Regions from separate parts of the Mus musculus genome. Here region 1 is linked to region 2. Evidence: chromatin loops called from intact Hi-C (ENCODE). Cell type or tissue: left cerebral cortex. All regions are shown on one strand. Links, peaks and the distances in the headings refer to the core of each region. The heading gives the core; the rest is flanking DNA. Region 1 holds the start of Gimd1 (GIMAP family P-loop NTPase domain containing 1). Region 2 overlaps Gm30147 (a long non-coding RNA gene).

Region 1 (16,556 bases), core at 5,190-13,189, 120 kb before region 2:
ATATAAATAAAGGAGAATATCATTTGAAGGAATGCTTCAGTTGTCATAGCTGGCAGCCTATGACTCCTCTGCAGAGTAAAAAGCACAAACCAGGAGACAATAGAAAAGCATGGGAAAGATGAGGCCAATCCTTCTCTGCCAGGACTCCTCCCTTACCCAGAAAGGAACGGACAGTTACTCCATTCTCCTGTTTATCAGCCAAGAAGGAAAAGGAATTCAGGATAAGCCTGGAACCCATGAACCTTAGACCCTTAGACATCTGCTCTTGGTCCTGTCAAATATGAAGACATCTGGCAGCTGCTCCTGATCTGGGAGCATACACCTGGCTGCCATGAGTGATGGAGGCACCTTCAGGAAGAAAGCCATAAGCATCATGCCTGTGCCTCAAAGTCCATATTGGAAGATAAGAGGCGCTCCAAACAGGTCAGCAATCACTTCCGGCACTCGTAGGGCTGTTCAGAGGAGTGATAAGCTTTGTTTGCTGATATTCAGAAATAAGGGAAATTATTTATTCTATTAAAAAAAAAACAGGATCTGAACTTTGTTTCTGCCCCTATCATGTTGGTCTTCAATCCCTGAGTCATAGCTGCAGGAGAAAGCTATGCAGAGACCATCTCAAAAGGCAAGAAACAGGTATGAATTAAATTGCACTGTCGGAATATAGTGGATTATAAGGTTTTGTATGCTGACACTAGAGGAGTCTATTTTCAAAATATATAGTATTGAAATCCTGTTGGGCACGGCATGGTGTACTACAGGGAAGCATAATGACGGCTATGGAGAGAGTCTAGATGGCTTCTGAGAAGCAGTTGTTTGTGAATTTATTAAATGTATGTGTAAAGCAGCCTTGAAGAACATTAAATTTGTTTTTAAAATTATCCCGATATTGGGGTACAGGTTTCCTGACAATTTCTAACAGAAATGCTTGGAAACACAAGTTTTATAGCGTGGGAAACTGCATGGTGGCCTTAGATTTCACATTGTATCTTAATTGTAACCATCTTGTTTACTGTTGACAACATGACTTGACTCTTTTAGGAGTTTCATGATGAAGTTTTTGCTCTCGCCGCTCTAACTTTTCCACTGTTTTCTTGTAAGCGCACACATGGTTTTCCCCTAAACTTTTAAAAACATTCATAACCCTTGAGAAACGAACCTTGTGTCTGCCATTTGGGCCAATCTTTTGTCTTCACTAGTGACAGGGGGACATTCATCATCTGAACTTAGTGACTTCTACTCGTGAGGCCCAGCAGTTAAACTTGGGTGACCCCTGTCTAGAGAATCAAGAGCTTGGCCAGAACGTAGCAGATCAATGAATGATGTCCAGGAATTGAATGTGATAGTCTACATGGGCCCCTCTACTACACTTTTCTGGCAGTATAAATACATCCATTCTTTACTCCTCCTAGCTGTGGACATGCCAAGATCCCCTTCTCTTCCCTAGACCCTTTGCTGGACCGTCTAATGAATGAAACCCCCAACTTAGTGACTGATGATAAGTGAACAAATAAACTGGTGCAAGCAAATACAGCATATGCCATCTGGGTTCTGCCTACATGCTGTGACAGGGAAACACGGGAAATCACTGGTTTCTTTCCCATGAATCATGCACAGCTTCCCTGTGACATTTGTCGCAATGCTAAGTCTTGTGTTGCTCCTCTTACACATTATACTGCTTAGGCAGTTGACACGTTGTCCTTTCTGACATTTATTGGCCTCTTCCGCATTAAGAGCTTTTGGACTTCCTGTGTCTGAAAGTGCCCAGCGCTACACGGGAGAATCATCAGTGGACAGATACGCCTTTGTTGATAAATAGTAATAACAAGCTGTCCTCTTGGTGTTGCATGTGTGTGGGCATTTAAGCTGGTGGTTTTGAACCTCACCTTGTTTTCATACATCTACATAGAAACATGGAGATGCAGATGCACAGGGCTCCCTCTTGAGGTACTATGCCAATAGTCATGGATGAGTCTGCATTTTCAACAAGTTGCCCAACTGATTCTGGTGCGGATGGTACAGGGGTTACACTGTACAAACTTTCTCAAGTTCAAGGTTCTTAAGAATTTAAGGCTTCTCCTGCAAGGTAGTGTCTAAAAATTTCTGTCTATGTAGATTGTAGACTGTAGAATGATGGACTGGGTTCCTCCAAAATAGTGGTTCTTGAGTAGTGAGTTGCAACTCCTCAGGATTACACATCAGATATTTTGCATATCAGACTTACATTAAAATTCATAACAGTAGCAAAATTACAGTTATGGAGTAGTGATGGAATAATTTTATGTTTAAGGGGGTCACCACAGCATAAGGAACTTATTATAAGGGAACAGCATTAGGAAGGTAGAGAAACTCTGGTCTAAAAGTAATTACAAAATAGAACTCCTGGCAGAAAAATTCCCTTTTACTAACTACTGCTATATGGCTAGCACCTTATAGTTCAAGTATATTTTGAACCAGTTTCTTCCAAAGTCTTGCCCATGAAGATAACAGCCCCAGATGAGATGGTGCCAGCCTAACTACATCTTTGTGTTACCTGCATCAGTTGGACTGCGTTAGATGCTTCCTGTCCAAAGAAAGGCACATCAGCTCTCTGGACCAGCAGAGCAAGATGGAGACCCTCTTGTCCAAAATGATGCAGCAAGGCCTTCTTCACTTCCTGTTTTACACATCTCGTGCTCAGCTTGCTGTGTGGATACCCTGGAGTGTCCAGTACCTGTATCTGAAGGCTGATCTCTTGTCCCCCTCGACGCATGAAGCCATGGAGGTGACAGCTGCGGCCCAGGCTGCACTCTTTGGTTACGGAGCCTGGAGCAAAGCTACTGTAGAAGTCAGCACTTCCCAAAAGAACATTCCCAGCAGAGCTTTTCCCACTCTGAGTCCTGCCAAAGACAGCCAAGTTGATGATCATCTTGTTGGTGTCTGTCATAGCTATGGGTAAACAGAGGCACCACAAGGAGAGTTAGATATCTATACTTACCCAATGTAAAGCCTCTGGCCTGGCCAGGATATTTTGTGTACAGTTGTCCCTCAGTGTCTATGTGGGATGACTTACTGCTCCAGAATTTATCAAAACCTGTTCATATTCAACCTACTTATATAAAATGGTGTAGTATTTATTATTTATGCACATTACCATTTATAATACTCTAAACCAGTGGTTCTCAGCCTTCCTAATTCTGTAACCCATTATGGTGACCCTCAACCATAAAATTATTTTGTTGCTACTTCACAACTATCATTTTGCTACTGTCATAAAATGTATTGGAAACAACTGATATACAGGATATCTGATATGTGGCCCTTGTGAAAGGGTCTTAGAACCCCAAAGGGATCAAGACCTACAGGATGAGAACCACTGCTCTAAATGATTTCTAGATTATATTTAGTATAATTCTAACAGTAAAATGTAAGCACCATCATACTTTACTGTTTGAGGAACAATGACAAAGACAAAGGAAGTCTGTATATGACCAATATAGACATAATTTTCTCTGAATATTCTCAGTCTATGATTGGGTAAATCTACTGATGAAGCATCCATGGATGAAGAGAGCTTCCTGTGCTGCCTGCAATGTGCTTCCTCCTCCTTCGAAGTAACTGAAGCAGGGCCATGTGATCACTACTGATGTGTCAGGACAGAGTGGGGATTCGGACAGTAGTAACTGATAGTGGGGACATAAAAGGAAACCAAGTAGAAGTGAGGAAGGTCTGAGGAAGGACTCATTGCAGGAAAAGGAGGGAAGGGCCAAATCCCATGAAAACAAGTTCACTTAGTGGGAACATCTTGTTGCCCTGGTGTGGGGGAGGAGAGAATTCAGGACTGAGATTACAGAGTTCAGGAATCTGTGGAAAGGATTTAAAATCTGCTTACTGTGGAAGATGTAGAAACAGAACAAGAGAAGAAACAGCTAGTTCAGCTTTCTTTCTTTTCTCTTTTATTGAATTTTCAATTTATCTATTTTTATATCTATGAGTATTTTGCCTGGATGAATGTGTATGCACCACATGCATGCCTGATGCCTATAGAGGCCAGAAGATGGGTGCTGGATCCTTTGGAACTGGAATTAAGGATGGTGGTGAGCTACCAAGTATGAATGCCAGGAATCATATGCTGGCCCTCTGGAAGAACAGCCAGTTCTCTTAGCCACTGCATTATCTCTCCAGCATCCCCTAATCTTTTGAAACGAGAGCTCAGGCTGTCCTTGAACTCACTATGTGGCTTGGACTGACTTCAAGCAATTCATCTGTACCCTGTCTCAAACGCAGAGATTGCAGATATGAAGCATCATGGCCCATTCAGCTTTACTTAATTTAATTTAATTTTAAATACAAGACTTAGAATTAAAAGAGATTTTAGCATAGTTAAAGTTGTCACTTGTGTTTTTAATCTTAGCCATTCTGACAGGTGTAAGATGGATTCTCAAAGTCATTTTGGTTTTCAGTTCCCTGATTGCCAAGGATGCTGAACATTTCTTTAAGTGTTTCTCAGTCATTTGAGATTCCTCTGTTGAGAATTCTCTGTTTAGATCTGTACCTCATTTTAAAATAGTTTGTTGAGTTCTTTAGATGTGGAGTTAGTTGGTAAAGAGCGTTCCCCAATCTGTGGGCTGCTGTTTGTCCTACTGACAGTGTCTTTTGCTTTACAGAAGCTTTTTAGTATTAATTGTGTGCCTGCACTATTGATGTTCTGTTCAGGATGTTGTCTTTTGTGCCAATGGGTTCAAGAGTATCCCCCACTTTCTCTTCAGTGCATCTGGTGTTATGTTGATGTCTTTTCTCCACTTGGGCTTGAATTTTGTGCAGGGTGATAGATGTGGATCTATTCACATTCTTCTATATAACATCCAGTTAGACCAACACCTTTGGCTGAAGATGTCTCCCCCATTGTATAGTTCTCGTTTCTTTGTCAAAAATTAGGTGACCCTAGGTGTTTAGATTTACATCTAGGTCTTCAATTTGATTCCTTGGATCAGCATGTCTTTTTTTATGCCAATATCATGTGGTTTATATTACTGCAGCTATGAAGTACAACTTAAGGTCAGGGATGGTGATACCTCCATATGTTCTTTTATTGAGTAGGATTGATTGAGCTGTCCTGGGTTTTTTTGTTTTTCCATATGAAGTTGAGTATTGTTCTTTCAAGGTCTGTAAAGAATTCTGTTAGAAATTTGGAGGGGAGTGTGTTGAATTTATAGATTGCTTTTGGTGGGATGGCCATTTTTATTATGTTAATCCAACTGATTCGTGAGCACTGACCCAACAAACAATCTGGTATAGCTATTCTAATATCTAAAAAATAGATGTTCAAACCAAAATTTTTCAAAAGTGATAGAGAAAGATACTTCATATACATCAGATGGAAAATCCACCAAGGTGATATTTCAATTTTTAAAATTTATGCCCCTAAGGCAAGGGAATTCATATTTGTAAACATCACTAAAGCTTAAATCACACACTGAATTTCACACATTTATAGTGACAGACTTTTATACTCCACTCTCACCAATGGATAGGTCATTCAGATAAAAATTAAACAAAGAAATAATGGAATTAATAGATGTTATGAATCAAACTGACCTAACAGATATCTACAGAACATTTCAACCCCAAAACAGAATATACCATCTTCTCAGCATCTTATAGAACATTCTCAAAAGACCACATACCCAGTCACAAGGCAAGTCTCAACAGACACAAAAAATTGAAATAACCTCCTGTATCCTATCAGACTACCACAAATTAAAGCTGAATATTAACAAGAACAGAAATAACAGAAAACCTGTAGATTCATATAAACCGAACAACTCACTACTGAATGACTATGGGATCAAGGCAGAAACAAAGAAAGAAATTAATGACATTGTAGAACTCAATGAAAATGAATGCATAACATAGCCAAACTTAGCAGACACAATGAAAGTGTTGATAAGGGGAATGTTCAAAGCACTATGTGCATTCCTAAAGAAATTGGAGAGATCTCATGTTAGCACCTGAACAGCACACCTGAAAGCTCTAGGACAAAAAGAAGCAGACATGCCCAATAGGAATAGATGACAGGAAATAATCAAACTGAGGGCTGACATCAAAAAGATAGAAACAAAGAAAACAATACAAAGATTCAATGAAACAAAGAGTTAGTTCTTCTTGAGCATTAAAAAAATAGACAAACATTTATCCAAACTTACTAAAAGATGCAGAGAGAATATCCAAATTAACAAAATCAGAAATGAAATGGGGAACATAACAATAGAAACCAAGGCAACTGAAAGAATCTTTAGGTCATACTTCCAAAGTCTGCATTCCACAAAGTTGGAAAATCTAAAGAAAATGGGCATTTGTCTCAATTAATATCACAAAGCAGACATTAAGATTCTCTCGGCCAATAAAAACCTAGGGCCAGATGGGTTTAAGCACTGAATTGTACTAGACTTTCAAAGAAGAGCTTATACCAATACTCCTTAAACAGTTCAACAAAATAGAACAGAAGGAACATAGCCAAGCCAAACTCATTCTGTGAGGCCACAGTCATCCTGATACCTAACCCTCACAAAGATTCAACAAAGAAAACTTCAGACCAATTCCCCCATGAACATTCATACAAAAATACTCTGCAAAATACTTGCAAACCAAATCCAAGAACACATCAAAAAGTCATCACCATGATCAAGTAGGCTTCATGCCAGAAATGCTGGACTGATTTAATATATAAAAATCTGTCAGTGTAAACATATAAACAATATATAAAAACAGTGTAAACCATATAAACAAACTGAAAGAGAAAAGTCACATGATCATCTCATTAGATCCTGAAACAGCCTTTGACAAAATCCAATGCCCCTTCAAGTTAAAGTTATTAGAGAAATCAGGGATATAGGGCACGAACCTAAACATAATCAAGCAAATATAGCAAGCCGATAGCCAACATCAAACTAAATGGAGAGAAACTTAAAACAATTCCATTAAAAGCAGGGACAAGACAAGGCTGGCCACTCTTTTCTATCTATTCCATATAGTACTTGAAGTTCCAGTTAGAGCAATAAGACAACAAAAGGAGATCAAGGGGATACAAATTGGAAAGGAAGAAATCTAAGTATCACTATTTGCAGATGATAGACACTATACATAAACAACCCCAAAAATTCTAACAGAGAAGTCCTACAGCTGATAAACACCTTCAGTGAAGTGGATGGACACAAGATTAATTAAAAAAAAAGTCAATAGCCTTCCTGTATACGAATGGCAAAGAGGCTGAGAAAGAAATTAGAGAAACAGCACGCTTCACAATATCCACAAAAAGAATAAACTATATTGGGGGTAACTAACCAAGCAAGAGGAAGACATGCACGATAAAAATTTCAAGACTTTGAAGAAGGAGAGTGAAGAAAATATCAGAAGACGGAAAGCTCTCCCGTGCTCACTCACCATTTTCATTGATTTGTAAGCAAAGCGACTGGCAAACTGGCACGTGACCTCAGTAACACTTTAATTGGTAATAGCTGTTATTTTGCTTGTGATTTATAATTCTGTTACATGGTGTTAAGTAATCCAGGTTTCTCTTGTTCTCTAAGGTTTCTCACCCCAGGATTTCCAGGTCTTATCGCAAGCACCTTCCAGAAGCCACACAGTTGAACAATACGTAGGTAGCCGTTCATACAGCTCATTCGATTGTGCCATGGCATCAAGTGGCCGTTCATTTCTGTTTAGTTCCAATCACATATATGATACATTTTAAATCCACTTACCTCTTTTGATGCTAGAAATGTATTCTTTACAGGTTTCCTTGGAACCAGTACAGTTTATTCTTTGAAATGGACTTTGGTCTCCTGACTGTGTGGTACTAGCCGGGGACTGGTACTGCATCGTTTTGTTTAGTTAATCTGTCACCAGACATCCTCTTTGTAAGTGATTAGCTGTCTTCTAATCAGAGCCTACATATGTTATCTCACAGGACTATCCTTTAAATCAATACTTCCTGAAACCTATATTTCCAGAATTAAGTTCCGAGTGTGTTTCTATTAAGTAACAAGGTACCCAAGCCAAAGTACGAAACATTCTTAGTGACAGTTTAGACTTTTCCATTTTAATGGATAAACCCTGCATCACTTCATGAAAACTGCCAGTGAATATATGCGTGTGTATAATAATTTACAGACTATGTAACAGTAGTAAATTCACAAATTCAAATTGTTCTAGAAAAATTCCCTAGGTTATTTGCATATACTTGAAACATATCACCTTAAGCTGTTAAAATCTCTTGTGTGCTCGGTCGGGGACATGCAAACTCATAAACACCTACTGATGACGTATGTAAGGCACACAAGGAGCTGCAAGTTGTTTTTCTTTAAAACTAGTTTTGTTTTGATATTTAAAATCTCTGATTTGTCTTCCTCCTCTGGTTATTTGATAGTCCACACCTCCCCAAACTCATTCACATCACGCATGAGATACAGGATGTCTTTGTAGCTACATTCTGGTCCTTTCTTACAGCTCTCAAGAAGTCTACTGAGTAGTACTTCTGAGAAGGCAATCTGGAGACAGCTGGTAGTCCCCCTTCTTGTGTGGGTCTGACGAGGCAGATGCGAAAAGGATCTATCCTTCATGAGCACTAGTTCTCTGGAATGAAGTAGAAAAGAGCCTCCCCCAGGTGGCGGTAGCAACGTGTTCCCTCAGAAGGAATTTTCAACCAGAATTTAAGTTGCCGCCTCCAAGTGTAAACTGACATACAGCAATCTGCAACAAAATGTATTCGTTGTAGGGTGAATTTTTTTTTTTTAAGAGTGGGAGCTAGCAGGCCTTGGTTTCTGCGTTCCTTTATGGAATGCAGCCAGCACACGCAGACCCTAATTTTTCAACCTCTCATTTTTGAGATGAGCATTTAGGTCATTTGCTGAATACAAAAGGAAGGGTTATAAAAGGAAATTTGATGTTTATAAAAGGAAGTCGACCGTTCACAAGCATAGTTATAAATGACACTGGATATGCAGATGTTTAGCCACATTATCTAATGCTATATTAGATTTGAGACTATTTTATAGATTTATAGGAGGAAAATGACAAATATTAAACAAATTATGTAACAATATTAGCATTTCTCTTGGTGTTTGCTTTGATAAATCAAGGTAAAAGAACAACTTAAAAAAGTACTTTTCCACTGACATTACTAACTATGCTGTCACAGGACTAAAAAGGCTTCATCCTTAATTAGATGGTTTCAGTATGTGTGTTAGAAAGCAGAAATTAGCTACTTCAAGTTTTAAAAAAAATTAAAGCGGATCCTGAAAAAATTAGATAAAACCACAAAAAGGAATTCCAGTCTGCTGGAATTGGCAGAGAGGGGAGAGCCAAGCAAAGAGATTAACACCAGGAGAAGAAGGGCCTGTGGCCTGGGATAGGGATTTCAGCATTACAACCTGGGAGAATCTCCTAAATTGGAAGATGGAAAGAACTCAGGGACAACTTCAGAGTCAAAAGGGCTAATGTGCCACTTTTAGTCCTCTGCATCTATGGGATGCAAAACTACTTGTGTTCATAGTTTCCTTCTGTGATGGCTTTCCATTTTCATCTTAGTTTTGGTTTTTATTTCATTTTACTTGGTAGAAATTAAAGAAAGGGTTCAGCTCTGTATGTATATTAGCTCAGGATAAGGACCACACAAATCAGAGGACATGTAAGGACAAGTAAGTCACAAACAGGAGGTCTGTGCTGTAAGAATGCTAGTTCCCAGGAACTTGTAGGAACCATCCAGAGGATATTAGACCTTCCATCATCCATGAAATCATATATTTTCAGATGACAAAACCCTAGCTGCTGAGGATTTGATTTCAAACGTGTATATAGTATATAGCAACAGTTCTCAACCTGTGGGTCTCAACTCCTTAGGGGAGTTGAATGGCCTTTTCCCAAGGGTCACCTAAGACCATCAGAAAACACAGATATTTATGTGCAATTTGTAATAGCAGCAAAATTACAGTTATAAAGTAGCAACAAAAGTAAATTTATGGTTTGAGGTCACCACAACATGAGAAATTGTGTTAGGAAAAGGTGGCAGTGTTAGGAATATAGTCAATATTTACACATATGCATATATTTCTGTGTGCTCCTGTGTATATGCACATCTGAACAAAGCTTATAACTTGTCTATATATTCAATAAAATCCCACATCTTTATCAAATGAATTCTGTTATAAGCAGATCTTGCCAGACAGCAATTTGATTAATGAATGAGCTTATACTCTAATGAATCTTCATTTTCATTGGTTCAAGCTGAACCCTTTGCTCTGATTATATTTCTTTTTTGTAGTAAATAAGGCCCATAGCATACAGGTAGGCCAGGTTGTCTATGATGGCCTATGCTTTAATCTTGGCCGGTACGACACACATTTGAGCTTCCTCTCAGCTGACCAGAAGGTGGAGGCTGATTGTGATTTGGATAACAGAGTCCAAGTTGGTTTTAGAAGAAAAAAAGATCTCACTTTTATTGAGACCCTGGTCAGAAGTTCAAATATACTAGACAAATAATCTTAATTTGAATATTGTTGGAACAATGAAGAATGTTCAGGTTTGGACAGGACTATGGGAATGAAGCCTTCAGTCCAAAACAAGTTTTGTATTTTGTAGCTTCTGGCACTCACATACCCATGCAGAATAGTCATGATGTTTGGATTTAGTTCTGTTATTATTTGTTTGCTTATTTTTATTCCGAATGGTTGTACATCTTTTCAAACTATAAATGTACTGTGCATTTTTCAAATCACTAAATACAGAAATAAAAATTACTAGCCTATAGGGAAATAGAATTACTTTTGGATATTAATTGCTCGGGGACCATGAGATATTGGCTCTTTTGGGGACATTTCTAACCGTGTCCTCATTCCATTTACTTCTCTTAAGAATCTCTTTTGCAATGAGAAGCATCCAGGAAGGAAGAAGCCTTGGTTTTTCAACTGTGTGGAGGCAAAAACATTTTCTGGCAATCACTTAAGTCACACTACTTTTTAATATACTACCACATTCAATTTTATAATATTCAATATTTATAAACTTTATTAATAATCAGATTTATTTATAGCAGTACATATTTAAAATGTTTACTATTTTATGTTTGTGGTGTACATGTGTGTATGCATGTGTGTGCATATATCTATAAGAAGGCTTCACGTTGATGTTGCTCACTACATTTTCTTTTTTTTTTCCATTTTTTATTAGGTATTTAGCTCATTTACATTTCCAATGCTATACCAAAAGTCCCCCATACCCACCCACCCCCACTCCCCTACCCACCCACTCCCCCTTTTTGGCCCTGGCGTTACCCTGTACTGGGGCATATAAAGTTTGCGTGTCCAATGGGCCTCTCTTTCCAGTGATGGCCGACTAGGCCATCTTTTGATACATATGCAGCTAGAGTCAAGAGCTCCGGGATACTGGTTAGTTCATTATGTTGTTCCGCCTATAGGGTTGCAGATCCCTTTAGCTCCTTGGGTACTTTCTCTAGCTCCTCCATTGGGAGCCCTGTGATCCATCCATTAGCTGACTGTGAGCATCCACTTCTGTGTTTGCTAGGCCCCGGCATAGTCTCACAAGAGACAGCTACATCTGGGTCCTTTCGATAAAATCTTGCTAGTGTATGCAATGGTGTCAGCGTTTGGATGCTGATTATGGGGTGGATCCCTGGATATGGCAGTCTCTACATGGACCATCCTTTCATCTCAGCTCCAAACTTTGTCTCTGTAACTCCTTCCCAGGGTGTTTTGTTCCCACTTCTAAGGAGGGGCATAGTGTCCACACTTCAGTCTTCATTTTTCTTCAGTTTCATGTGTTTAGGAAATTGTATCTTATATCTTGGGTATCCTAGGTTTTGGGCTAATATCCACTTATCAGTGAGTACATATTGTGTGAGTTCCTTTGTGAATGTGTTACCTCACTCAGGATGATGCCCTCCAGGTCCATCCATTTGGCTAGGAATTTCATAAATTCATTCTTTTTAATAGCTGAGTAGTACTCCATTGTGTAGATGTACCACATTTTCTGTATCCATTCCTCTGTTTTGAAAGGAAATCTCTGTCATGGAACCTTGGGCTCACCATTTCAGCTAGAATGGCTGGCTTGCAATACACCCCTACCATTGGGATTGCAGGCTCATACCACTGCATCTTGCTTTTATGTGTATATTTGGAACCTAATGAAGTCCTCATGCATACACAGCAAGTGGTTTTCCCAGGAAACAATCTTTCTATTCTCTGCAACTCTACTCATTTTGCATTTGTCCTGTTTTATGCTCAGGAATACACCACCCTATTAAAAGAAATTAGAAAAAATTCTCTCTTGTGTGGAGCTTTGTGATAATTTATAATCTATACCACATATCCTCAAAAGACTTATAAAACTCCCAAGAAGATAGTGGAACTGAACAGCATTCTAGAACTGATTCTTGGACAACTTAAAAATTTCTCCCACAGAAATTTGACCCTTCTTGCATACATTTCACTGATTTGTGGTATACACTTATTTTACCCACATCTTAGTATTTTTTAATGTTTAATTACCTTTGTTTCTAGAACTAGTTCTCCACTTTTGTTCAAAAGTGGCTAATGTGTTAAAGTTATGTTAATATGTTGAGAGATTCTATTTACTTAACAAGAAATGCTTCCTTTTTGTGTAAACACAATTAACTTTAGTATCTTTAAGGTTGAAATGGATCTTTAGGGGTAAAAACCATATATTAAATTTACAGCCTGGTTCTGAGAGAGAGAGAGAGAGAGAGAGAGAGAGAGAGAGAGAGAGAGAGAGAGAGAACAATTTATCTGTAAATATAAAAAAGTTATTCTTTTTTGTTCCTCTTTCCTTAGAACTATTTTGAGGGAATGGGTAAAGCAGAAAATCATGGAACTATAGAGTTTTGTAAAGAGAAGTTGTCCAAAGATATTTCAATGTTGACAATAATGTGCTTAGTGTCTGTTTGGTACCCATCTTGTTGATCTCAGTTTTTGTAATCATATAGGCTTAACATGCAAACAATCATAGCAACAATATTAATAATAGTAATAACAAAAATAGACTTTATGGGACAATTACCATGAGGCAGGCATGGGCTAAGGGCTTTATGAGCATTTTCTTTCTTTCTTTCTTTTTTTAACTTCAAATAACAAGTGCATGTTGTAGGCACAATTGTCATTCCAGATGAAGAATCTCTGGAAAAGACTCCTTCCCATATCACAGCTTAGCAGTGGGATTAGAGAGGGATTCAGGACATAACCCTAAACTATTATATACGAATCTATCGCTAAATTCCACCCCCTGCTGATTTGATACTAAAGCTTTGTAATCAGGGCCTACACAGTTCATCACATCCTGCTTGTCCGCCAAGACTCCACAGAAATTAGGAAGTGTGATTTACAACTCAGAGGCAGAGCTGGCCAGAGAGTGGGTGGGAAGTTTTAAGGATGGTTTTCAGTCACTTGCCACATGAGCTAAGCACAAGGAGACAAATGCTAAGGTTGATGCGTTGTGTGGTCTGTGAGAGATGAGGTCAGTATGTAACAATGAAGTGGTAAATTTTGAAAAGAGACACATGATATTTACATAATTCCTAAAAGGTGAAACGGAATAGGTCTGGATAAGAGCTGCTATCTGTGCCAAGCGTGATTATATGAAATTGAAGTCATCGCTTCACAATAATACTATAAAATTGCTGGGCTAGAAAAGAAACCGTGGCCCATCATATTTGGGGAAACGCATCTGAAACATATTGTTGCTTCAGATGCAGTGGAAGAGTTGGATTTCACCTTCCAGCCAGATGGGGAAGGTATACAGGATATTAGAAAATGGAATAAAGACTGTGTTCAGACAGCTTGATAGCAAGCTTAACTTGGCCAACTGAACAGTGAGAAACAGATTACACATGTCAGGGAGAAACAGCTTCCCGGCCAATGGTGGTCCTTTGTCTGATGCTAATTTTATCTTCAGTCCTTGGTTATACTGCTTCTTCTTTAGGACTAAGTAAGGTATTCTTCGGAGCTATTTCTAAATTCTGTGGTGTACATAAAATTACATGATAATCACAGAATAAAGGATGATATTTAGAGTTGTCATGTTAAAATAACTACATAGATGGATTTACATCCTGGAACCATAATTAAGTATCATGACCAGTATTCGCAGCACAAATGTGAAAGAATACACTTTTTTTTCTTTTACACTTGTATTCCTTAAGGACAATAAAATAAATCTCACTGCTATTTAAAGTGGATATATTCTTGAAATAATTTTATTTGAAAAGTAAAACAAGATACAAATGTTTGTTACAGCTTATGTAGGAACTATAGATATCAAACAAGCTCTGGAGTTTCTTCAGTCAGAGTACAGACAGACAACTAATTAATAAATATAAGTCATGATGCTGAGTTGCTGCTGTGCTGTGGGTGTGTGATTTATTTTCTGGAAATCAAAATGTAAGGCAGAGTGAATTGCCCAGAGTTTATTTGTAAATCTGTGTTCCAAGTCTTGTGTGCATTTCATAAGATAAAAAGTCTTTTTAATTTATTTATTGAATGTACACGAGTACACTATAGCTGTCTTCAGACACACCAGAAGAAGGCATCAGATCTCATTACAGATGGTTGTGAGCCACCATGTGGTTGCTGGGAATTGAACTTGGGACCTTTGGAAGAGCAACCAGTGCTCTTCACCACTGAGCCATTTCTCCAGCCCCAAGATAAAAATTCTTCTTGAAACTAACAGGAAACACACTCAAGTTTAAGATCATTTTTATCACTCAGTGGGTAAAGGTGTCCACTGGCCTGGGCACTTACATTGTGAAAGTTGAGAACTGACTCGTCTGATCTTTTCCTCCCCACAATGAAATAAAATAAAATGTAAAACAAGACAAGACAAAACAAAATGAAACAACAATAACAAATGAACAAGAACCCAAAGGTTTCATTGCCTTGTTTCTTCCCCTTTTTACCATGTATAAGCAGAATCAGTCACTTAAATAAATAAGTGGATACTTCTTTGTGGAGGTATAGTAGGAACATAAGTAGAAAATTGGTTAAAGAAATCAAGAACACTTCTAAGCCTGCCTTACTTCTGTAGTTAAGGAGAAGCAACGATTCACTCCACAGGACTGCTGTAGGTCAGGGTAGTGACCTGAAAATGTGTTTTAGATGCAAGGGTTGGGTTGGATTTGGCTTTGTTTCCATCAAGGCTCATGATGAAGTCTGGCCTCAGCTTCACAGTGGCATGAGCAGTCTGGGTGAAGAGACCTCCTCAGAGAAATGAGGCTTTTCTTGAGTGAGTTTTCATGTTTGTGGGATGGGATTAGCTACGGTCAAATCGTAAAGCAAAGCTGGCCTTCTTCCTTCTCCTCTGCAGGTGCTAGCTTATGCCCCCCTCAAACCTCCTTTTCCTACTAAAAAGAATGAAGTCAAAACTCCCATTATCCTAGCTGTTGACTGAAAACTTATGAGCTCAAATAAAGCTCAGGGATTCTGTAATAGGAAAAGAACAGGAGGAGGAGGAGGAGGAGGAGGAGGAGGAGCAGGAGGAGCAGGAGCAGGAGGAGGAGCAGGAGCAGGAGGAGCAGGAGCAGGAGCAGGAGGAGGAGGAGGAGGAGGAGGAGGAGGAGCAGGAGCAGGAGGAGGAGCAGGAGCAGGAGGAGGAGGAGGAGGAGGAGCAGGAGGAGGAGGAGGAGGAGGAGCAGGAGGAGCAGCAGGAGGAGGAGCAGGAGGAGGAGCAGTAGGAGGAGCAGGAGCAGGAGGAGGAGCAGGAGCAGGAGGAGGAGCAGGAGGAGGAGGAGGAGGAGCAGGAGCAGGAGGAGGAACAGGAGGAGGAGCAGGAGCAGGAGGAGGAGTAGGAGGAGGAGGAGGAGGAGCAGGAGCAGGAGGAGGAGGAGGAGGAGGAGGAGGAGGAGGAGGAGGAGGAGGAGGAGGAGGAGGAGGAGGAGCAGGAGGAGGAGGAGGAGGAGGAGGAGGAGCAGGAGCAGGAGGAGGAGGAGGAGGAGGAAAAATAGTGCAAGTTTAGTACATACCTGTTAAATTCATCTTTACAATATGATGCTTTAAACCCAATTCTTTTCTAGTCTTAAGGTCATTCCAACCTATATATCCATGTGTCCTTACAAGTGAGACCATCGTAAAAACTGTAATGGAGAGAAACTGGCTAGATTTTATATATTGGATTTATATATAATTTACATCTCTACAATAACTTTCTTGAACTAAATATAGTTGAAAACATTATCTAAATTTATTTAAAATTTACAGATATTGGTTTAAATTTCCCCTGTAATATGGACTGCCTATATGATATGGACATGCTTTTTATTATTTTCTTTCCCAACATGGAATCAGTAAGACTTTATGGGACTAGTCAACTACACGTATACAAGAACTGAACTACTGATGTCACACCAGTGGCACAATGCTTGATGCGTAGAAAGCATATGCAAACATTCACTTGGAATAATTGTATTTTTGCTCTAATTCTTCCACCCCCATTTGCTACTTGGTGACCAGTATACTTTCACGAAACCAGGCATGTGCAGAAATCTTCACGAGCTGTGT
Region 2 (16,556 bases), core at 4,271-12,270:
TGATTTCTATTAATGCACATGAATAGCTCTTAAATACCAGACAAAAAGTTCTAACTAAAAGTTATTAATGCGTTTATATTAAATAAAACTTTACACTGGTAGAATTACAAGAAGCTCATTTAGGTATAAAGCCACTACCATCACAGGTTATGCCAGAAATAAATAAAGTATATTATTTCATTAATTATTTTATTAAGTAATTTGTTCAATGGTTGATTAATTCAAAAAAAGCTATATTTGGTATCATGTAATATATCAAAAGGTTTTTTATTAAAATATATCAATGCTTGCATACTTTTAAAATATGAAATTTTCTAAGAAGTACCTAAACTGATTTTGTCTGGTTACAGCTCCAAAATAAGAGTATATAAGGGAGTTAAATTATTCTATTATGGCCTGAGTTGTAATTTTTCACAAATTCATGTGTTGAAATCCCAGCCTCTACTACCTCAGAGTTTAATTACATTTGAAGGTAAGTTCATTAAGTTGGTGATCAAATAAAAACGAGGCTGCAGCCCGATAGGACCAGTTTACTTCTGTAGGAGATACAGTGGGAACTTGTGCCCGCGGGGACAGCTGAGACAGCTGAGTGAAGCGACAGCAAGATGGCTTCCATCTGATGCGCCGAGGTGAGGCACAGGCCATGCTCGCCTTGCTGGCATCCTGATGCAGGACTTTCAGTTACTCCAAGTAAGGAGATGATGTCCGTGTGGAGAACCTCCCGACAAGACAGTTCACCCCGGAACTAGACCACATTCGTTGGAGAGGCTGAAATGAGTCGGAGAATCTCTCCATTAATAAGCATCAAACAAGCTGGTAGGTGGTGGTGCACACCTTCAATCCCAGCAGATGGATCTCTGAGTTCTGGGCCAGCCTGGTCTACAGAGTGAGTTCTGGGCCAGATTGGTCTACAGAGTGAGTTCCAGGGCTACACAGAGAAACCCTGTCTTGAAAACAATGATGACGATGGATGATAACATGTGCTAAACAAAAGAATTAGGGGGAAAACATCAAACAAATAATATTTTAGAGTTTGACTAGACAGACCATGCTCTTGAAACGCTTAAGCTGATCTGCTGCTTTTGATATTTCCTAGCTTAGGAAAGGTGCCATCAATAGCAGGTTCAACCAATTATACTAATTCTGATTATTTAAGGAGAGGAGGCAGAGACTGTAATAATATTTAATGGTGAAGTGCCTTCCCTGTGGTTCATAGACTAGGCCATTTAAAAGACCATAATGGCTTTTCCTGTATGATTTGATGACCTTACCATGCTCATGGCGACGGACAAAACGATTTAGGAATAATGAACATATAAACTGGGGACCAGCCAGCCACTTTTATCCTTTCACAAGAGCTTGTAAAGATGCCTGAAAAGCACACAAGAATGTTCCTTTTAATGTTTTTAGGAGTATGGCTTAAGGTTGTTTTCGAAGTTTTGAGCTCCAAATGCAACAGATCTCAGTTCTTTACAAGTGGTTTGATCCCGTGGGTAGTGCGGTAATGAGCCAGACGAGCCTCTTGGGGGGCAGCAAGAAGCAAGGCCAATATATATAAGTTTTTTTTTTTTTTCGCTGAAAGGGCCATAAAGGAGAAACAGATCATACTTTGTGAGTTGATAAATTGTTCAGCACATAAAGCCAAAAGGTGTGAACCTTATGCATACTGTATAGCCAGCCTTTCCCTCTCTCTCTTCCCCTTTTAAGGCAGAAACAGAAAAGTTGTGGGCTTTGTTACTTCTCAGTGACAAGCTCACACCCAGTGAGCATAGCAAGGTGGGGAAAAAAGAAAACTGAAAATTTAAAATGTGACCTCGGGAAGAACAAGTGTAGAAGATAAAGACGTGGGTGTGGAACTTAATAATATTTTCCCCTCCCAATTTCCTTTTCTAAACGGAAAAAAAAATTGAAAGTGGGTTTCGGAAATCATCGGAGGCAAAACTTTGGTGGTCCCATTGAGGTGGCACGCAAGGGGGAAATTAAAAAAAGGATCAAAGAGAGCTGGCTTTGTTTGGGCAGATCTTACACTTTGGACTTTGGAAAGCATCTATCCCTAGGAGTGTTTGTTCTGCCAGTGAGCAGAGCGCACAGCACAGAGGAGTTTGTGGACCAAAGGCAGGCACACGTTGCTGCTTAGCTATGGATGCTCTGAGCTTAAATCGGTACCCACCTGTCTCCATGTCTATTTTTCTTTTGTTGTATAAGACACGTCTTAGTGGTTGGCTACATATCTCATCTCTCACAGGCATGTTATTTTTCCTTAAGGAAAGATCGGTGCAGATAAGTCTCCTCCCTCTTCTCTGTTCTAGATTGGGCTAAATGATTTAAAAATAAAAAAAATAAAAAACTTTCTCACATAAGTGAAAACACCATCTCCTTACACATCAAAGCCCATTTGAATTGGGTCACTTCATAATTTATTTTATCAAAGGGATTTTAATTTTTTCCAGATTGTAAGAATTCCCAGATTATTCCAAATTTTATGGGCCAAATTCTGCCCTCAATTATGCACATGCAACTAATTGCACACATATAACAGAGGGCAGAATTTCGCTTTTGGAACTGGAAGTCTTTGGAGGTTTTTAAAAATTTATTATTATTAAACAGTCTTTTATCTATAAACTAAAAGAAATGCAACTACTACCATCACTCCTCTAGAGTTCTTTGCAAACACTAATTTAGTTAGTCTGCCATACCCTTGGAATAGTCAGTATTATCTTCTTGAAATACTACTAACACTGCTAAAGACAAATCCATTAATTTCTTAGTTATTGCCACCTTGTATTAAGAATACTGATGGTCTTATTTTTCTGATTATAAAATAAAATTGGAGGTAAATTTAATGCAGGAAAATATTGAAAATAATACAATCAGATACATTTTAACCAGCATGAAGAGACTGCTGGTATTTTTGCTGACTGTTTCTCCAGGAATGTTCTCTTGAATTTTGTATTGATACAATATTGGATGTATTAGCATAATGGGCTTTTTGCACCAAGAAAGCACTAGGAAGGTTTTAGAGTTGAGAACACAGACACCCTTGTATCCTTACAAGTCCCACATTGTAGCTGACTTTAAATTTGATGGGAACTTGTATTGTTTCAATCTATCATGGGAGCTTGTATTGTTTCAATCTATGCTTGCAAACAGATGCTTTACTCTCTGAAAAGAAAAGTACTTTGTTGCCGTAAGCTCTGCTATCATGGATTCTTACATATTTCATGATTAATAACCAGAAATGACTTCTCCAGCTTCTGAGGCTCTTGTGTATGTCTTTGGCAGTAGCAGATTTTTTTTTTTTGCATGATTTTTGAAGATGTAGGACAATCTAGGATGGACATAAAATAAGGAAGTGAAATCTTCAGAATATTTTGTTGTGTGTATTTTGTTCTGCAACAGATTCTTATGTGCAACCCAGGCTGACCTCAAACTCACAGTGACCTCCTGCCTCAGTCTGCAGAGTGAAGAACACTCTTAGATGTGTTCTTACCATACCTTCTTTTTATAAAAAGAAAAAGAATTTATTATTTATTTAGATCACAAATGTTGACCCCTCCAGGTCCCCCCCTCCCAGAGTTCTTCACTCTATCATCCCTCCCCTTCACCTCTGGGAGGGTGTTTTCCCCCAGGTATCCTCCTTCCCTGGCACATCAAGTCACTACAGGATTAGACACATCCTCTCCTACTGAGGCAGGACAAGGCAGTCCTTTGTTACATATGTGCTGGGGTGGGAGTGGGGGATGGGGGCTCCAACCGGTCCATGTATACTCTTTGGCTTAGTCTCTGGGAATTCCCAGGGGTCAGGTTAGTTGATACTGTTGGTCTTACTATGACATTGCTAACCCTTCAGCTCCTTTGATCCTTTGCCTAACTCTTCCCTAGGGATCCCTGACCTCAGCCCAGTTATTGGCTGTGAGTATGTGCATCTGTCTCAGTCAGCTGCTGGTAGAGTCTCCCAGAGGACAGCCATGCTAGGCTCCTGTCCTCAAGTACAATATGACATCAACAATAGTGTCAGGGTTTGTTACCTACTCCTGGGATGGATCCCAAGTTCGGGGCAGCCTCTGGATGGCTTTTCTTTCAGTCTCTGCTCCATTTTTGTCTCTGCAGTTCTTTTAGACAGGAACAATTCTGGGTCAAAATTTTTGAAAGGTGGGTTGATATCCCCATCCCTAATGGGGGCCCTGTCTATCTACTGGAGGTGTTCTCTTTAGTTTCCATCTCTCTACTGAGGGGCATTTCTGCTAAGGTCACCCCATTGAGTCCTTGGAGCCTTTCACATCCCAGGTCTCTGGGACTTTCTAGATCACCATAACTTCCTGTTGCCTAATTTTAATCGGAGATAGCTTGGTATCAATATTCCAAATGGGCTTAGATTTTAAATTTTACTCTTGTTAATTCTTGAGAGACTGAGTATGCAGAAGAATGAAAATCCTTGAATAATCTTCAGCCTGGGACATCCACTGTTAGGCACTGCATTTAGAGTTATATATATATATATATATATATATATATATATATATATATATATAGAGAGAGAGAGAGAGAGAGAGAGAGAGAGAGAGAGAGAGAGATGAGAGCTTGACAAATAGAAAGATGCTCCACAGAGACTCTCAACAGAGCCATTCTATTGTGTCCTCAGCTCCTCAGTTTCTTGAGCTCATTCTGGTGCTCACACAAAGACACAGCCCTGACAGCTCTCTGCCATCTCATACCCTGTTTCCTTAGCTTACTGCAGCATGTGACTCTAGCAGTAGTTTCTTCTTTCTTGTTTTCAGAATTTCCTCCTCTCCTAAGCTATTATGACGACATAAATGTACATTTCCCTACATCTTTAAAGCATTTCTTTTGCTTTGCTTCAGATACCATCTACCATTCTATTGCTCGGTTCTTGTTTATAACAACAGAATTATCTGAATTTCTCCATTTCTTTTTACTTTCCCATGTTAACCCAGGCTCTTCCCTCAGTAGTCCAGAATAAAGCAGAACACGAAATCAACAAAGACTCGTCCCAAAGTGATGAATGCTTATAGGGAATTCCCAGTCTGTTTCTTTTCCCCTTTTAGATTATATTAAAGGTAGGTTTATTGAGAAACTGCTCTTGGGAGGACAAGTACCCTGTCCTCAGTCTTGAGGCCAGGGAAGTTGCCATGGAGAGAGGGGAGGGGGTTGGAGAGGGAGAGATAAAGAGAGAAAGGGTAAACAGAGAGAGGTGGAAAAGGAAGAGGAGCAGAAGGAGGAGGTGGAGGAGGAGAAAGAAGAGGAAGAAGAAGAGGAAGAAGAAAAGAAGAAAAGAAGAAGAAAAGAAGAAGAAGAGAAGAAGAAGAAAAGAAGAAGAAAAGAAGAAGAAGAAGAAAGAAGAAGAAGAAGAAGAAGAAGAAGAAGAAGAAGAAGAAGAAGAAGAAGAAGAAGAAGAAGAAGAAGAAGAAGAAGAAGAAGAAGAAGAGGAGCCCCACTCTGCATCTTAGCTGGCCGGCCAGCATCTTAGATACAGTATATCCTCACTCATCCCTTGCTAATCTTTTTTTACCCAGTTTCCAGGATTCACAGACCTTGTTTTCTTTTCATCTTGCTAGTTTATTCTTTCTCACTCACATTCCCTTTGTGATTTTTAAATTTTGTAATAATAGATTTCTTCATCTACACTTACAGATTGAAGGATTTATTTCTTAATTGCTCCATATTCCCACCTCTAGGACTACTTGTCTTTTTAAGATTTAACAGGAATGATCTGGTAATAGCTCCACTTGGAAGCAGACTACTTTTTGATCTCCACATGTGTACAGTTCATGTCCCTGTCGTTCTCACCCATGCCTAGTCCTTCTCTAGTCTGTGTCCAGGCCACACCCCCACCCCAGGGCTCCTGACGACCAGGAAACCATCACCAAGGACTTTATTCTTTCACCTCCTATATTTGCCATTCTTAGCTCAGATTTCAAAATCTGCCCACAGTCTGCTATGTCTCACCACCTTGACTGAGACGTCATAATTCTTAGTTAAATCTCCTTCCCTTTTTATTGTCTTGGAATCCATTGTCAACGAATCATCCGGCATGAGCTTTTAGAAACTTGAACTGTGTCACAGAACCCCTCTGTTTAAGTTTCTGAAGGAGCCAACCCTCCCCAACTTTTTTTTTAAAACTCAAGGTAAGAGCTGAACTCTTATGTGGCCACAAAGCTAGGATCTGTTTCCTCCGTGGTTCCTGTCTTACTCCATTTCTTTCTTTTTTTTTTTTGCTCAGTTGCCTTCTGTCATGTTCTGGTCATCAGACACATCAAGAATTCTCACTTTGGGATCTTTGCTTTGGGTGTTGCTTTATATGGAAAAACATCTCCCAGGTATCCACTTTAATAATGCTCTCCTTTTCTCCCAGGCTTTACCTAGTCTATACTTTTGAAATGAAATGGGCATTGATCACCTTATTGCATTCTGTGATCTATTGCTTCCATCTCTGGTATTTAATTCAGCTCACTACATGTGACATAAAACCAAAGAAAAGTGAAAGAAGATCCAGAGTCAAAGGCAGAGCATCACAACAAGGGAAGGCGGTCAGCTCCTGTTCTTCCTTCCTATGCTGCTCTGCTCTCCCAAAGATGTCAGAGAGAGTTAAGCCGAGGTAACAGACTCCATCCTTAAATACCAATTAAAGCTGACTCAGGATTACGCTGATTTAGAGGATGAAAAGAGATAACCTTGGGCATTAAAGTGTAAAATGTATTATCGTTGGCCTATCCCATCAGCTGTAAATGATTAATAGCTAAAAATGTCAAGGATATTAAAAGCTACTCTAGGCCTTCCCAATAATGAGTTGGCCAAGACCTCAGTAAGAAGGAGACCATATATAAAGCTGCAAAGTTGGCTAGGAAAGAAAGGAAAACACTTCTGAGCATGCTATTCAATTTTGGTCAATTAATGTTCTTTGGTTGAAAGCGAGTAACTCTGAGGGGCTAACGTTTGAATTTAATATGAACATATGGTTAAGCAGTTAATAATCACAACTAAGAGACCATGAAATGTAGTAATTTAAAATGAGTGGGAGGGGGGAGAGAGACTCTCAAACATGTTTAAATTTTAAGATAGAAGGCGGTTTTAATGTCATTTGTCAGAGTTTTCAGGGACCTCAAATGAGACATCTTATGTTTCCTTAAAGCCATCAGGTAGATGGAGACTGGAGTGTCCACTTTAAGGCTAACCAAAGGCTGCTTGAAGACTGTCGTTTTCTTCCTTCCAAGCACAGATGCAATCAATGGCTGATACTTGCAGATTTCTCTTCCTATTGGGGTGTTTGTATGTTGCATGAAGAGACTAAGACCAGGGTTCGTGGATGGATGGCCCCAGGAAGAAAGAAAGCGGGAAAGGCTGCCATAAAGTTCTCGGTTGTCCTTGCCTATCACATTCATTAATTCATCTCTCTAGAGGAGGTATAAATAAGGGCAGAAAGAAAAGGGGAAAGGTTTCTTTCCAGCTAATGCCTCCCATGATGGAAACAGGATGGATTAAGAATACTTTTTTTCCCACCCAAAAACAGGCTGTACTCATCACATGTGAGTGATCTATGGTGTTAACAGCGATTAAGCCTAAACGTATGTGTTAGGAAAGAAGGGTATGGGATTATTACATTTCAAATTTTCCACCTCCATATTTTCTCATGAAATTACACAGAGACTTGCAAATCAGAGAGACCTATAAATTGTTGGCAAGCACACTGAGTATTGATGCTCAGGAGTTGAGGGCTTAGATCAGGAGGGAGGAAAAGGAGGGGTAGGATGCCTTTGTAAACAAGCCAAGGGGTGTTGGTGAAGTCCCCTGTTACTGGGGAAGGTAGCATTGCTGCCATCTGGTGGCGATGAGTATATGGGACCTAACTATGGGGAAGTCACCATGAGGCATCTGTTAAGTACTGCAGTGTGGGCATCAAAAGATAAAGAAGCCTGCTCTCTGTTGCCAGGAGACCTAGAGCTTGGCAGGACTGAGATATCTCACCCACTGTAGCGATTGTGGCACGAATGCAGAGGCCATGAGATGCGCAGAGTGTGAGAAAAGGTTTACAGAAGATGAGCTTTCTCACATTGTCTTGGATGTCCATCTTCTATGCTCTGCCATAAAGAACACACACACACACACACACACAACTTAACATTGGTGCATTTCTGCCATAGCAACCATTTATGAGACTGAGCTACATAAAACTGGTTTTAATCAGGCATTATTTTTGTTCTAAATAGCACACACAGAGCTTTCATTGGGTTCGAAGCTATCTAAAGCTCATTTATAAAGTTAGGTCTATATAATGTGGAAACTTCACATCTTCCATCCTCAACACTCAGGATTTTATATTCAATAACTCTCTTCCCCTGATGATGGTCAGTTGGATGTCCTCTGATTATAAGTTCTGGTATGTTAGGAACCCAATAAGTTAAAAAGTAATAATTCTAGATTTGGCAACAGTCTAATAAAATGTAGCTAACTGAAACCACTGCCAGAATGAACTTCAACATAAGGCAGAAAGGACTTTGAAGCTGCAGCTATGGGTTCACTGGGTGGATTTTATTTGACTTGCCTGCTATTGTTAGAATAGCTTGCTTGCTCACTCCTTTCTTCCCTCCTTTCCCTCTCTTCTTCCCTCCCTTCTTCCCTCCCCTCCCCTCCCCTCCCCTCCCCTCCCCCTCCCTCCCTCCCTCCCTCCCTTCTTTCCTCCCTCTCTCCATTCCTTTCTCCCCCTCCCCCTCCCCCTTTCCCTTCCTCCCTTTCTTCCTCCCCTTTCATGTCCATGATGGTTGATTTGCATGGAATCTGAGTGATAAACCTGTCAAACACAACTGAGTTTGTGATTCTGCTGGACTGTACCATAAAAATCAGTTTTGTAACCTGCCAAATTTAAGAGAAATTGGCTGATTCTGGGTCTAGGGCTTATTGCATAGATTTGGAGATTGCTTGCACACATGTTTTTAAAAAAAGCATCTTATTGCAAATATGTTTGTATTTAAAACTCCTTCGGCAAAGGATTTGTAACAGTAAATAAATACAACGGAAAACAAATTTAAACAAAAGTTTTAAATTTATTTATATACTTCATGTTTGAAATACCCCATCCTTCACCCAAAGCTGTCTTTTCATCCACCACAAACCTTTCTTTTAAAATTCCAATGTTCTTAACATTAATCTTGAAAATGCATAAAAGCATGCCAAGAGAGATGAAACAAAGACTGTAAAACCCACTTAGAAACTCTGAGGCGCTTCAGCCAAATTGTAAGAAATGCCAACATCCAGGACGACACAGATTTATTGACGAAGAAAATATATCTGGAGATGAAACAGACTAACAATGATGAAATCTTAATATATAGAGCCACCGAGAAGCAGAGTAGCACTCTGGTAGCATACATACTTCTCCTCCTCCTCTTCCTTTTCCTCCTCCTCCTCTTCTCCAGAGATTTTTATCAAAGGCCCTTTTAGTGTCTATTGAAATGATGTTTTTATTTCTGTACTTGAGTATATTTACATTTACTGATTTACATATATTAAACCATCCCTGTATCTCTGAAATGAAGCCAACTTAGTCATGATGAATGATATTTTTGATGTGAGCTTAAATATGGCATGCAAATATTTTATTAAGGATTTCTTTTGCATCTATGTTTGTCAGGGAGATATGTTTGTAATTTTGTTTTTTGTTTTTTAATTGCATTGTTATTGCCCTTTGGTAACAGGCCAGTACTGGCTACATAAACGTTTTTAAAATTATTCCTTTTTGTTTGTTTGTTTTATAGAATGATCTTAGTAGGACCAGTGTTATTTATTTGATGTTCTGATAGAATTCTACTCTGAATCAATTTTGTTTTTTTCTAAGTTGGGAGGTATTTTATTGTTGCTTTAATCTTATTGACGGTTATAGGTCTGCTTAGATTATTTATTTCATTTTAGTTTAATTTTGGTAATTGTATGAATGCAGAATTCTATCCATTTACTTTAGTGTTTTTTTTTAATACTTTAAGAACACTGAAGAAAGAACTAGATAAGACCCTGGGTGATAGAAAGAATATCCATGCTCATGGATCAGAAAAAAATTAATATTGTAAAAATGACCCTTACACCAAGGTGAATATATAACTTCAGTGCAATCTCAATAAAAGTTCCAGGACCTTTCTCATGGATACAGAGAAAAACTGAAAATTTATCGATAAGTAGAAAAGATCAAGCTTAGCCAAAATAATCTTGAATAAAAAGTCCTGGAAGAGGCATCACCAGATTGTAAATTATAAATTTGTAAATTATACAACAAAGCCACAGTAACAAAACCAGCACGGCACGAAGCAGAAATGTCAACTAACAACATAGAAATCTACCGGGCTACAGCTACCTGATTTTTTGACAAAAATACTAGAAACACACCAGAGAAAGATAGCATCTTCAGCCGGTAGTGCTAGGAAAGTTGGATATCAGCATATATTAGAATAGCGGCAGGTCATTGTCTATCAACCTGTACAAAGCAAACTTCAAATAGATCAGGAAACTCAACATAAGATTGCAGACCTTGAAACTGCCAGAGGAAAGAGTGAGGATTACCCTTCAGCATACAGGTGCAGGTTATGACTTCCTCAATAGAACTCTAGTAATATTGGGAGTGAGACTAGCCATGGACAACTGAGATATCATGAAACCAACACGCTGGTTTGTTTGTTTGTTTGTCTATTTATTTTTGTATGTGAGTACACGGTTCTCACAGTTCGTATTGCATTACAGGTGGTTGTGAGCCATCTTGTTCGTTGCTGGGAATTGAACTCAGTACCTGTGGAAGAGCAGTCAATGCTTTTAACTGCTGAGCCATCTCTCCAGTCCCTCCCCACCCCCAAGATCCTTTTTGTAAAGCAAAACTGAAACAAAACAAACACAAAAGCTATCAATTGAGTGAAGAGGTAGCCTACAAAATGGGCAACACTCTTGCTAGTGATACTTATAACAGAGGAATAATATGTAGGATATACAAAGATCCAGGAAAATGAAACACCAAGAAAATAAACCAATAAAAATGAGCCACAGCAATTAGTACAGAGAGTAAGAGTCTGAGGACTGCTCTGCCTTACATGGAACATTCCTATCACATCCCTCTCCCCAAGGCCCAAGGATCTTCAAGAAAAAAGGGTGCTAAATGATTTTAAGAGTCAGATGTGGCAGCTGACATCAAGGAAATAATATTTTCAAGGTAAAACCAGACAGTATCATGTAATAATTCACAGCTGTTGTGACAGCATACACAAGATCTATACAAGCTCAAGCCAGACAAAATCTTAGCACTGGATAGTGAGAAGCAGGGGTTGGGGGGAATCTATGACTAGCTGAGGAGTGATTGGCCTTTGGTAGCTGTTGGGAGAGAGAGGGAGAGAGAGAGAGAGAGAGAGAGAGAGAGAGAGAGAGAGAGAGAGAGAGAGAGAGAGAGAGAGATTTCTTCAATCATGTGGCTTCTGTTAGGTGGATCACACTTTATGACCATCTAGTTCCACTGCCAAGAATGGTTGGGCAATACATATTGGACTTGATGTGTTTTCTTAAAAGGACAGACGAGAAATGGTTAATATGGGAGTAACTAATAACTCAGATTCAATTGGAGGCCTGCACGGCAGGAGTGAATTCATACCTGGTACTGAAAACCTAGTGAAAGCCTGTGACTGAAAGGTGTAGGTTCTAGAAGTGTGCTTGCTCCCGTCTTTTAATTAAATTGCCACGATATTAAGGTACGGTCTACTGAAGTTTATATCCATGGATAAATGATACTCCTAGCTTTAATCAGAGGAGCCTCTCTTTGCAGTAAATGGTGGTGAATATAGAAATGCGTGCCTTTGAAGATATTGAGGATAAATGACACTGAGTCCTTAGCTCTTTATGCCACCTCCTCTAGTGCTCAGGAAACATCCCAGAAGAAAGGATGGAAGGAATGTAAGAGCCAGAAGAGAGGGATAAGGGCTGTAAAATGCTATCTTCTGGGCATAGGAGTTGCAGCTGTGACCTTGAAAGAGTTGTGGCTGTCTTTAATAGGCCTACACAAGACAAGTCTTATCAGTAGTTAATCATGGATTAGGGAAGGCTTCTGGGACTCCTCTCCTCCCTGTGAACTATTGGATTATGGAGGAGGGCCAATCATTGTGTTTAGCGATGTATCTATGGAGGGAGCTAAAATGGATAGTTTCCAATCTGGAAACAGACAAACCTGGTTAAATCCAGTGGGTCTCAAGACGAAGAAAGCAACATTAACAAAGTCATACATGTGGGAGTGGGGTTGTGTGTGTATGTGAGGGGATCCTAGAATTGGGAGGAAGATTCAAGAGAGTGGGAGTTATAATAATCAGAAAACTTTTTTTTGGTGTCATATCATTGATAACAGTTTTATAAATTAAATTAGAAAAAAAAGTTGTTTAATGCATTAAAGACGATCTACAGCTTGGTCCTGGAAAGAAGTCATTCTTAAATGGAAGTTGCAATTTCTTTTAAAGTGAGAAATAGTAGGCAAGGTCAAGAAGTAATAGGAATTCTTCAGTAGCAAAAGTTTAGTTTATGACAGTTTTTGCTGTTTTATTAGAAAATATGTTTCCTTTCTAGAAATCTTCATCAAAGTTTTTATACTAGAAGATGAGGAAGTCTATACAACAAGATCCCTTTCTTTCTGTCCTCTTTTCTTTTCTTTCCTTTCTTTTTTTTCTTTTCTTTTCTTTTCTTTTCTCTTCTCTTCTCTTCTCTTCTCTTCTCTTCTCTTCTCTTCTCTTCTCTTCTTTCTCTTCTCTTCTCTTCTCTTCTCTTCTCTTCTTTTCTTTTCTTAAAAAAATTAATTTACTTTTTTATTAGATATTTTCTTTATATACATTTCAAATGCTATCCTGAAAGTTGCCTATACCCTCCCCCTGTCCTGCTCCCCTACCCACCCACTCCAGCTTCTTGGCCCTGGGATTCCCTTGTACTGGGGCATATAAAGTTTGCAAGACCAAGGGGCCTCTCTTCCCAGTGATGGCCGACTAGGCCATCTTCTGCTACATATGCAGCTAGAGACACGAGCTCCAGGGCGGTATTGGTTAGTTCATATTGATGTTCCACCTATAGGGTTGCAGACCCCTTCAGCTCCTTGGGTGCTTTCTCTAGCTTCTCCAATGGGGGCCCTGTGTTCCATCTTATAGATGACTGTGAGCATCCACTTCTGTACTTGCCAGGCACTGGCATAGTCTCATATGAGACAGCTATAACAGGGTCCCTTCAGCAAAATCTTGCTGGCATATGCAATAGTGTCTGGGTTTGGTGGCTGATTATGGGATGGATCCCCAGGTGGAGTAGTCTCTGGATAGTCCATCCTTTTGTCTTAGCTCCAAACTTTGTCTCTGTAACTCCTTTCATGGGTATTTTGTTCTGTATTCTAAGGAGGATTGAAGTATCCACCCATTGGTCTTCCCTCTTCTTGATTTTCTTGTGTTTTGCAAATTGTATCTTGGGTGTTCTATGTTTCTGGGCTAATATCCACTTATCAGTAAGTGCATATCTAATGAATTCTTTTGTGATTGGGTTACCTCACTAAGAATGATATCCTCCAGATACATCCATTTGTCCAAGAGTTTCATAAATTCATTGTTTTTAATAGCTGAGTAGTACTCCATTGTGTAAATGTACCACATTTTCTGTATCCATTCTTCTGTTGAGGGACATTTGGGTTCTTTCTAGCTTCTGGCTTATTATAAATAAGGCTGCTATGAACATAGTGGAGCATACGTTCTTATTACCAGTTGGAACTTCTTCAGGGTATATGCCTAGGAGAGGTATTGCAACAAAGAAAGAGAACTTCAGACCCATTTCCCATATGAATATCGATGCAAAAATACTCAATAAAATCTTCGAAAACCGAATCCAAGAACACATCAAAACAATCATCCATCATGACCAAGTAGGCTTCATCCCAGGGATGCAAGGATGGTTAATATACAGAAATCCATCAACATAGACCACTATATAAACAAACGCAAAGACAAAAAACACATGATCATCTCGTTAAATGCTGAGAAAGCATTTGACAAAATCCAACATCCCTTCATGATAAAAGTTTTGGAAAGATCAGGAATTCAAGGCCCATACCTAAACATAATAAAAGCAATCTACAGCAAACCAGTAGCCAACATCAAAGTAAATGGAGAGAAACTTGAAGCAATCCCACTAAAATCAGGGACTAGACAAGGCTGCCCACTTTCTCCCTACTTGTCCTCTTTTCAAACTTGGCTTAGTGTCTACCCACTTCCTTGTCAGAACCAGGACTGCTCCATTCCTGTTGAGTTCCCCAAACTCCCCAACCTCACCTGTCTCAGATATCCTCCTTGACTTCTCTCTTAGACACAGAAAAGAGATAGGGTTCCCCCAACAAAGGGAGACTGTAGATTCGGTGAGTTTAGTCTTATTCAAGCCTTATAGAGTGTTGAGTATGAGGAGTACTGACCAATTGTCCTACTTTCTGAGAGAAGTAGAACTGAAAGGCCTCATAAAAGCCAGGACTGATCATCTGGCTACATGCTCAACAGTCTGGGGCTTTGTTTGCTTCATGAGACAGGGTTTTTCTCTGTGGTCCATGATGGAATACAGGCATGTGCCATGCCAAGCCTTCCTGCATTTTCAGTGTTATTTCTGTAGTTATAGTTAAATGTTATATATATATGTATATGTATACATATATGTATATATGTATGTATATATGTATATATATATATATATATATATATATATATATATACACTATATATATACACACACACATATAATAAGGTTGTTTTTTTGTTCCATCTGCAGATATTCTGACTTCTAGTTGTGGTACTCATGTGAGCAAGTACCATGTGTATTCTACCACACCTAATTCATTTCTTTCTTATCACTTAAGAGCTATGACCCTGCATACAAGTTTCTGCTTATGTAATAGTTTAATAATTACATAAATGGATGCAATATGGATACAAAAGAAATGAAAGTTGTAGTATGAAACTATGTTGAATAATTTGGAAAGCACGAGTGTGTTTGTGTGTAAACCAAAGGAACACCCAGAGAGCCATCGAGGGTCGTTAGAGGGATCATGTGCTCAGCTTGCACTATAAGATGTGTCTTGTCTTCTGTTGCCTTTCCTCATATTCAGTTTTAAACCTCAGTATATTGAATGGTAAATTGGAAACGTTTGATTTTCTAAAACCATCTCTAAGAACTTTTGGACCTCTTTGGGAGTTATATTCATTAATTTGGTTTAATGCTAAAAATATGAAGTCTAACCCTTTCCTCTCCTTACCCTTGTATGGTGGAAAGACAAATAGTTGAACAAATACTCGTTTATTTTTTCAACAAATTAAACCACAGTTATCAGCTGCCACACATAAGAAAACCTACACATACTGATCTCTATTATACATTATTTTGTCTATTTTTTGCATATTAATTTTTAGACAGCTTATGTAATGAATTAGCATATATGTAATAACTGAGAACAAAATACATATTATTTTTAGGTCAGCACTCTGGGTTAGCTTTTCTATTTTTATTTTTTGTATATTGGGTTTTGTAAAACTGAGTCAAGTTGCTAATTACGAGGCCTTTGCTGGCACGCAGCCCCTTCCATTCTCTTCATGTTGTTGATCGAATCTATTTTTTGTTTGTTTTTTTTGTTTTGTTTTGTTTTGTTTTTTAATGTAGGGTTTAAACTCCTATTTTCTGACTGCAATAGGCCAAGAGCTACCCTGGACAATTAGAATTTTTTTTTTTTTTTTGGTCCTTATTGCAGTGTGGCTCTCTCCATGTTAAGGACCATGAGAGGTGCAGGCATTGAAGCTTCTTGGATGCTTATTTTCCCTTAAGCTCTTTCTCTCTCTCTCTCTCTCTCTCTCTCTCTCTCTCTCTCTCTCTCTCTCTGTCTCTCTCTCTCTCTTAGTTGTAGAATACTCTTTGTTTTTAAGGATTCATGTGATTAAATTGGCCCCTTTAGAGAGTCCATTATATTTTCCTTGTTTTCAGTTCTATACGTTAATTTCATAAGACAAGTTCTGTTAGTCACACAGCACACTCAGGAAGCCGAAGGGTTGGATGTTGGGATTTGGGGGTATCTTTCTACTTCCAACATTGGAAACTATGAAGTTCTGGGTCATGAAGAAACTTGAGCAGTTGTATAGGATTTATAGACTGCTTCCCTCCTGGCTTTTCTCATTCTGTCCTCAATCAGCTACCCAGAGTGTTAGAATAGCCATCTTGAAATACAGGCCAAAGCTATACTCCAAGGATGGTTAGGGGCAAGCTGAGCAGAGTTACTCTCCATGATGATCAACTGGTGAGGTCACCACTACTTGTCTCTTTAGGTTTCTTTTCCATGAGGGAAAAATAAGTGTAGCATTTAAGTCTCTATAATTTGAAGATTTCTATTATGTATCTGGTCCTCCACTGAAAAATATGCCTTACAATATTTATAAAGTTTCGTTTGGCTTATTATGAAATTATAAGACGGACTGACTAGGTATAATATACAGTTTCCAGTTTATTGTATTTAATATAAATAACAATTCTCC

Evidence for each region. A loop is a pair of places that touch in the nucleus more often than their neighbours do. Peaks named below come from ENCODE experiments on the same cell type or tissue, not always from the same donor. Only the 100,000 strongest peaks of a DNase experiment are listed, where the experiment ranks them.
Region 1: it touches region 2 in a loop (2.1-fold over the local background); 5 of 42 quality-filtered maps call a loop at or near these places.

What each region holds. Positions count from the first base shown.
Region 1 is chr3:132,621,092-132,637,647 of GRCm38, reverse strand. Gimd1 (GIMAP family P-loop NTPase domain containing 1) reads right to left here and starts at 7,802. Exons shown (of 3, transcript NM_001372140.1): 1 at 7,740-7,802; 2 at 2,531-2,925. The coding sequence starts at 2,923. In left cerebral cortex, for the core only: a CTCF peak has its summit at 8,652; a DNase peak (open chromatin) is centred at 8,609.
Region 2 is chr3:132,497,618-132,514,173 of GRCm38, reverse strand. It overlaps Gm30147 (a long non-coding RNA gene), which reads right to left. Exons shown (of 3, transcript XR_867646.1): 3 at 13,748-13,784. Among named protein-coding and RNA genes, the nearest start is that of Gm30147, 26 kb to the right of the region's middle. In left cerebral cortex, for the core only: a CTCF peak has its summit at 7,846 (motif pointing left); a DNase peak (open chromatin) is centred at 7,885.